3 separate regions of the Homo sapiens genome follow, and regions 1 and 3 are each linked to region 2. Evidence: chromatin loops called from intact Hi-C (ENCODE). Cell type or tissue: MCF 10A. All regions are shown on one strand. Region 1 has its middle 49 kb from the start of LINC03040. Region 2 overlaps VEGFA (vascular endothelial growth factor A). Region 3 overlaps RSPH9 (radial spoke head component 9).

Region 1 (2,500 bases), 180 kb after region 2:
TCGCAAAGCAGCCTCCAACCCAGCTCTGGAGAAGACGCACGAAGGCTTCATGAAGGCTTTGCCAGGAGGGGCTGTGAATCAGGCAGCTGCACGCGCCCAGGCCACAGGGTGGGCCACTTCTGCGAGTTTTCTCTCTGCCAGTTTCATGACCTCCATCAGGTCTCTGGCTCCCATCCTGCCAGCTCTGGGTTCTGAGATGAGTGGAGCCTTTGTCTGATGGGTAGACTAAGCCTGAGACCCTAGAGGCATCACTTCTTTTCTCAAATGTTTAAACGGGAGGGGCATGGGGGTAGGAGCAGTTAGGGAGAGCCAGGGCACAACCCCAGGTCTGTGTTCTCCCAGCCCAGGTTCTTTCTATTGTTCCCCAAGCCCTCAGCCCCGGTCTCACTCCCTTACTCCTCACCTACTTCTATCTCACTGTTTTCTAGAAAGAAGAGGCAGTAGGAAGAACAGGGCTCTATATCAAGCCCTGTTGCTGAGTGGACTCATATCTCATCAGTCTTGTCCCCCCAGGCTTGTCTCCATGTTTAGCAGTCCAACCTGTGCATGAATGACTAGAAATCAAGAGGAAGGCGAGCTGTGGCCATGTGAGAGGTATGGTTCCCGGCATTCCACGTTCAGAAGGAAGTGGGCATCATCCAGCTGTTGGGTTCCAGGACAGGCCCTTGAAGGGAAGGGGTGGCATGGGCATGCAGATGCAGAGGGAGAGGAGAATGCAGGGGGTGAATTGGGAGAAGCCCCTGTTTGCAGTTTGCAGTTTTCCTGCAACATGTGGTCTTACCTGCCATGAGCTGGGCAGGCAGGGCAGCAGCTGTGCTAGCCTGGGAAGGGCAAGTAAAGCCTGGAATGGTCAGGGTTCATAGCAAGCAGGGCCCAGCTCTCCAGCAACCTCTCCCAGGGCAGGAGGCATGGGCTCTGGAAGTCTCCAAGTCTTCCTCTGTACATGTGGGTCCCCACATCTGTTCTCTGCAGGCAGGAGACACATTCTCAGCCTGAGAGGGAAGTTGGGCTTGTCCCTGCTTACAGCACCTCTCCCTGGCGGGCCCAGCTGGCCCAGAGGTGAAGGGTGAGCAGGCAGGCAGCCTTGGCAGTCCAGAGGAGCAGCAGCACACCCTGGGGGCGGCCCGAGCCCTGGCAGCCAACTCTGCTGTCCTTGCAGTGCAGCCAGAGACAGGAGGGGGCTGCTCAGGGTCCTGCTCTGAAGGATGGGGCTGGAGTTTGACATACTTAGCTTGGGTCGCACAGGAGATAGGGGTGCCCTGGGATGAACCCCTCTGCCTGGCTGCTGCAGGGCGGCCTAGCAGCAGCTGGAAGAATCAGTTCTGGGCCAGGGCCCTGCCAGAGCTTTCACCCCCACCCAGGGTAGAGCACCTGGAAGTGCCCCTCAGAGACAAGTCCCTTGATCTCTTGGGGCCCCCATTCCCTCAGGCAGCTCATGGAGGCCTCTCAGGGCTAAATGAGATCATGCGGATGGCGTGGTTAGGACAGTCTGACACAAGGGCAGTGTTTGTGAGTGTGAGTTGCCGCTACTGTGGTGGTGTCATTAGTAATATTCCTCTACTCTAGGCCACTCCCCACCCCTGCCTGAGGCAGCTCTTGTCTGATGCCAACTGAGATTAGGGTCATTTGGGTGAGGGCCATGAGGCCGGACTTTGTGTGTGGGGTGGGGGTATGGGGGAACTCCCCACAAAGAGGCGGCTCCTTCTGGTGGGGCTCAGGGAAGAAAGAGAAGGCCTCAGACAAGATGCTGGATTTCAGGAGGTGGGAATCCTGACTCCCAGCTCAGCCTCTGAAGGTGCTGGGTGTCTGAGATGAGTCTGTGTTGCAGGAGTGAGTGTCATGGGGCTTTGGCCACAGAGATGCCACCCAGAAGCCAGCAGAGGCACCCTGTAGGGGGCCTCCAAGTGGAAAAAGAGCAGGCTTAGGCAATGCATTGTCAGCCACACCACCTCAAAGGCCTTATCTCTCTGAGTTTACTGCCTTTGGCTTTTTAAATACTCCAGCCTGGTCCCTGGTGCTAAAAAGAATTAAAGGACAGCACCTGTGTCCATCATTCATTCATTCACTCCTTCCTTCTTTCAGTGCCTGTAAGATGTAGGATCAACAAGACACACGCCTGCCCTCAGGCTGTGGTGGACACTCCCTTGAACAGGCTCATACCTCTCCCCACAAGACCACTGTGAGATGGCATCAGAATCTGGCGAGAGACCCCCATGGGGCAGATCCAGGCACCAAGCTGCCGCTCTTAGTCAGGAAGGTACTTCCAGTGCCAATTTTGGGAGTTCTGGGCTCATCTTTATTAAACAGGTGGCATTTCCATACTGTCCCATTATCCATCAGGAAAATGGAAGTTTCCTGTTCCTTCTCTGTGTCCACATTTGTGGACATTGCCAAAGTTCTGACAATGGCCTACCACCAGCCCCTACAAAATCTAGTCCCTCCTACTTCTCTGATCTCACCTCCCACTACTCTCCCTCATTCATTCCACACTGGTCTCCTT
Region 2 (2,500 bases):
TTCCCTCGCCAACAGTTCCGAGTGAGCTGTGCTTTAGCTCTCGTGGGGGTGGGTCAAGGGAGGATTTGAAGAGTCATTGCCCCACTTTACCCTTTTGGAGAAATGGCTTGAAATTTGCTGTGACACGGGCAGCATGGGAATAGTCCTTCCTGAACCCTGGAAAGGAGCTCCTGCCAGCCTTGCACACACTTTGTCCTGGTGAAAGGCAGCCCTGGAGCAGGTGTTTTTTTGGAACTCCAAACCTGCCCACCCAACTTGCTTCTGAAAGGGACTCTAAAGGGTCCCTTTCCGCTCCTCTCTGACGCCTTCCCTCAGCCAGAATTCCCTTGGAGAGGAGGCAAGAGGAAAGCCATGGACAGGGGTCGCTGCTAACACCGCAAGTTCCTCAGACCCTGGCACAAAGGCCTTGGCTACAGGCCTCCAAGTAGGGAGGAGGGGGAGGAGTGGCTGCCTGGCCACAGTGTGACCTTCAGAGGCCCCCAGAGAAGGACACCTGGCCCCTGCCTGCCTAGAACCGCCCCTCCTGTGCTCCCTGGCCTTGGAAGGGGTATGAAATTTCCGTCCCCTTTCCTCCTTGGGGCCCAGGAGGAGTGGAGGGTCCCGGGAGAATATTGTCAGGGGGAAGGCAGGGGGTGTCATGGGAATGGGTGAGGGGGCTGAGGTGCAGAATCCAGGGGGTCCCTGCAGGAGCCGCAGTGGTAAGCTGTCCAGCTGGAAGCCTGGTAACTGTTGTTTTCTCTTGAGAGGGGCTTCCTGTGACCTTGGCTGTCTCTGGGAGCAGGGCTGGGGTACCTGAGTGGGGTGCATTTGGGGTGTGTGGGAAGGAGAGGGAAAGAAAGATGGACAGTGGGACTCTCCCCTAGCAGGGTCTGGTGTTCCGTAGGCTAGAGTGCCCCTCTGCTCTGCGAGTGCTGGGCGGGAGGGGAGTTGGTGAGAGCTGGAGACCCCCAGGAAGGGCTGGCAGAAGCCTTTCCTTTTGGGTGCTGTCAGGTCCGCATGTCTTGGCGTGTTGACCTTCACAGCTTCTGGCGAGGGGAGGAATGATCTGATGCGGGTGGGGAGGGTTAGAGGAGGCCTCAGGCCTAAGGTGGTGCAGGGGGCCCCCTAGGGGCTGGGCAGTGCCAAGGCATAAAAGCCTTCCCTGGTCCCTGGTGGCATTTGAAGGTGCCCAGGTGAGAGGGGCTTGGCACCTCCTCACCCTGGGAGGGAGAAGAAACCAGGGAACAGGTAGGAGTGGGAGACAGGTGAGGCTTTGGAAATCTATTGAGGCTCTGGAGAGATTTGTGTAGAGAGGAAAATGTGGTTCTCCCCCAGGGTCTCCTCCTGGGTTTTTACCCTCTAAGCAACCTGTGGGCATGCTGGGTTATTCCTAAGGACTAGAAGAGCTTGGATGGGGGAGGGTGGTTGGTGCCCTTCGGTCCTCGGCACCCCCCTCCGTCTCCAACACCAGCTCACCCTGGTATTTGTCATGTCAGCAGGAGAAGGTCACCATGTTGTTTTTCTCGCCCCTAGTCCTTCCTTCCTGCCCCAGTCCAAATTTGTCCTCCTATTTGACCTTAATACTTACCATGGCTTTGGACCAGGGAACTAGGGGGATAGTGAGAGCAGGGAGAGGGAAGTGTGGGGAAGGTACAGGGGACCTCGACAGTGAAGCATTCTGGGGTTTTCCTCCTGCATTTCGAGCTCCCCAGCCCCCAACATCTGGTTAGTCTTTAACTTCCTCGGGTTCATAACCATAGCAGTCCAGGAGTGGTGGGCATATTCTGTGCCCGTGGGGACCCCCGGTTGTGTCCTGTTCGACTCAGAAGACTTGGAGAAGCCAGAGGCTGTTGGTGGGAGGGAAGTGAGGAGGGAGGAGGGGCTGGGTGGCTGGGCCTGTGCACCCCAGCCCCTGCCCATGCCCATGCCTTGCTCTCTTTCTGTCCTCAGTGGTCCCAGGCTGCACCCATGGCAGAAGGAGGAGGGCAGAATCATCACGAAGGTGAGTCCCCCTGGCTGTTGGATGGGGTTCCCTGTCCTCTCAGGGGATGGGTGGATGGCCTAATTCCTTTTTCTTCAGAACTGTGGGGAGGAAGGGGAAGGGGCACAGGAATATAAGGATCAAGAAAGAAAGAGCTGGGCACCACGAGGTTCACCCTCAGTTTCGTGAGGACTCTCCGCTGTTCAGGTCTCTGCTAGAAGTAGGACTTGTTGCCTTTTTCTTCTGCTCTTTCCAGTAAAATTTTATTTGGAGAAGGAGTCGTGCGCACAGAGCAGGAAGACAGTGTTCAGGGATCCTAGGTGTTGGGGGAAGTGTCCCTTGTTTCCCCTAGCTCCCAGGGGAGAGTGGACATTTAGTGTCATTTCCTATATAGACATGTCCCATTTGTGGGAACTGTGACCCTTCCTGTGTGAGCTGGAGGCACAGAGGGCTCAGCCTAATGGGATCTCTCCTCCCTTCCCTGGTTTGCATTCCTTTGGGGGTGGAGAAAACCCCATTTGACTATGTTCGGGTGCTGTG
Region 3 (2,500 bases), 110 kb before region 2:
GGACAGCTCTGATTTTCCTCCCCGGTCCCCTTTCCTTATCAGCTAGGAAAAGAGCAGTCTGAGCTGCTTGGAGGCTCCCCTGCCAGGCAGGCAGCAGCTGGGCTGGGCTGCTAATTGGGGCCAAAATCCCAAGGAAGAGTTCCCTGGGACACCAGGACTGGCTGGAGGGATGGGATTTGGCAGCTGTTTTCTGGCCAGTTAGGATAACTGTTTCCTTTCAGGGTCTGAGGCAGTTGTTCAGGGTGACTTCACGTGGCTTCTGAGCAGGTGTGGTTTTGGTTGGCCCTGTTCCTGGGACTCCTGCTCTGTGTCCATGAGGTAGGCCAACGACTCCGCATCTTGTCCCTTGGCCAAAGTGACAAGAGACACCTTGGCTGAAGAGAGGAGTGGGAGAGCTGTTGTCCTCATGAGTTGTCATGCCGTGTCCAGGGATCCGCAAAGTTCCATGGGAGTGGGTAGCTGGTTCTGGGGTGGCAGGACCATCCTCCTGCCGGATCCAGGGTAATGACTAAGAGTTCTCTGACCTTGGGCTGCAGCCAGGTGGCATAGATGCAGCCGTGGGTCAGGAGGCCATATATATACATATATTTGAGACAGAGTCTCGCTGGAACCTCAGCTCATTACAACCTCTGCCTCCTGGGTTCAAGCAATTCTCCTGCCTCCGTCTCCCAAGTAGCTGGGATTACAGGCGCATGTCACCACGCCTAATTTTTGTATTTTTAGCAGAGATGAGGTTTCACCATGTTGCCCAGGCTGCTCTCGAACTCCTGACCTCAGGTGATCTGCCCACCTCAGCCTCCCAAAGTGCTGGGATTACAGGCGTGAGCCAGCACGCCCGGTCAGGAGCCTAGATTCCTAGGTAGTATCTTGCCATTCGATGCTCCCTGAACATCCACTATATCAGCAAATAGCCACTGAGCAGCTACAACAGGCACCTGTGATGCCCTTGGAATAAGAAAAACACCTCCCTTGCCTCAGAGGTTTGGGAAGATCAAATGAAACAGAGGATGGGAAAGGGAAATGTAAACTAGAGGGTGCCTTGCAAGCATCGGTGTCCTGGGAGGTAAAGGAGGAGGGCTGGAGGGCCACTGCTCCTCTCCTTGCTCCACTCTGGGCTGGTGCAAAGGTCTCAGAATTGCCAGGTGCACACAGGCTGGGGCTCCTTCCCAAGCAATTCCTCAGCAGCAATGCTCAGTTCAGGCAGCAGAGGGCAGCAACGCGCCTGCCTGCCTACCTGGAAAGCAGCCTTTGAAAGCTGCTGCTGGTGGTGGTTGAGGACCGGGAAGGGGGCGAGTGAGGCGGGCATGGGCGCGGGGGGGAACATGGTGCCCAGGGTCAGCCTTCCCTTCGGGATGTGCGCAGGTGGCTCTTCCTGCCCCAGTTCCTTGGAAGCCTGGCTGACAAGTGTTCAGCCTTCTGGGCCACGGGGCCTGCCTTTGCTACTCGATTTGATACGGGTCTGGCAGCCAGAGGTTTCTCCCTCCTCCTCCTCCTCTGTCCTCAGGCCTCTAGGGGGTATATGATTCTTGTGGCCCTTGTAGGGGATGGGGGTGCCTCTCCCACTGGGAACCCATGGCCATTTTTTTTTTGTATGTGACAAAAATTTTGTTGGTGCTCATCTGAGAGGGTTTGAGCCATCTGTTGCCCCTGGACAGCCCTGGTCCCCAGCCTGGCCTACTGTCCCTCGATCTTAATCCCAGAGCTGCCTTTCTTCCAGGATGGCAGGAGAATGTAATTAGAGTAAGTACGCCCTAGCCTGAGGTTTCCATACTAGCAAGGTGGGTGAGACCCTGTGGGCCCAGGAAACCCAGGAGGAACCCCTCCTGATTTACCAACCTGTACCCATCACATCCTCAAAACACAGCTTCTGGAGAAGAGTGGCTGCTAGGGGGCAGGAGGGATTTGGGGAGAGAAGAGAGAGCGGGGGCTGTGAACCTGCAGCACCAAGTCTGCAGGGGGCTTTTCCCCGAGTCCTGGAGGCGGTGACAGCAGCTGGCTGGGCTCAGCCTGTTCAGCAGTTGCAGTAAGAAAGTGGGTGAAGGTGACAGCAAGTGCTTGGCTCTTCAGGTAGATGCTACGTGACTCCTGGCACGTTGAGTCTGTGTTTCCCGGGCGACCAGCTGAGCCAGGGACGATGAGAGGACAGGAGTGTGACAGGAATGCGAGGGAGGGAGGCAGTGCTGTTTTCTGGCTGGCCCTACATGCCGCTACCGTACTCCACCAGCACCCTCCCGCCTGCGCAGCACTGCCCCCTGCCAGGCGGGGGCACTGTATTTCCCTAGCTCCCCTGCCAGTTTCTCCTTGCTCTCTGGGTAGGAGCCCCTGCTGATAGGCCTAGGCCACTTCGTCCAAGAACACTGCCCCCCGCCCCCTGCATTATCTACTGGAGGCAAGAGGTGGCCAAAGCCTAGGCAGGCAGGCTGGTGTGAGGGCAGGGCAGGACCAAGCCCTTGCCCAGGCATGCCAAGGTGCTGGCAACAATGAACTGACAAGGGTCTAG

Evidence for each region. Hi-C counts contacts between places; a loop is a spot of excess contacts. Peaks named below come from ENCODE experiments on the same cell type or tissue, not always from the same donor. Only the 100,000 strongest peaks of a DNase experiment are listed, where the experiment ranks them.
Region 1: a loop joins it to region 2, with 18 times the contacts of the local background. A loop is called at or near these places in 56 of 110 quality-filtered maps.
Region 3: a loop joins it to region 2, with 10 times the contacts of the local background. A loop is called at or near these places in 81 of 110 quality-filtered maps.

What each region holds. Positions count from the first base shown.
Region 1 is chr6:43,950,335-43,952,834 of GRCh38, forward strand. No RefSeq gene overlaps it. Among named protein-coding and RNA genes, the nearest start is that of LINC03040, 49 kb to the right of the region's middle. RefSeq lists an enhancer at 328-1,313. In MCF 10A, a CTCF peak has its summit at 1,123; no DNase peak of the experiment used is centred here.
Region 2 is chr6:43,772,412-43,774,911 of GRCh38, forward strand. It overlaps VEGFA (vascular endothelial growth factor A), which reads left to right. Exons shown (of 8, transcript NM_003376.6): 2 at 1,930-1,981. Among named protein-coding and RNA genes, the nearest start is that of VEGFA, 3.5 kb to the left of the region's middle. RefSeq lists enhancers at 1-522, 523-1,288, 2,341-2,500. In MCF 10A, a CTCF peak has its summit at 1,101 (motif pointing left); a DNase peak (open chromatin) is centred at 1,060.
Region 3 is chr6:43,666,203-43,668,702 of GRCh38, forward strand. All of the region lies in intron 4 of RSPH9 (radial spoke head component 9), which reads left to right. Among named protein-coding and RNA genes, the nearest start is that of MRPS18A, 20 kb to the right of the region's middle. RefSeq lists enhancers at 885-954, 1,575-1,724, 2,345-2,434. In MCF 10A, CTCF peaks have their summits at 1,176 (motif pointing right) and 2,298 (motif pointing right); DNase peaks (open chromatin) are centred at 1,199 and 2,279.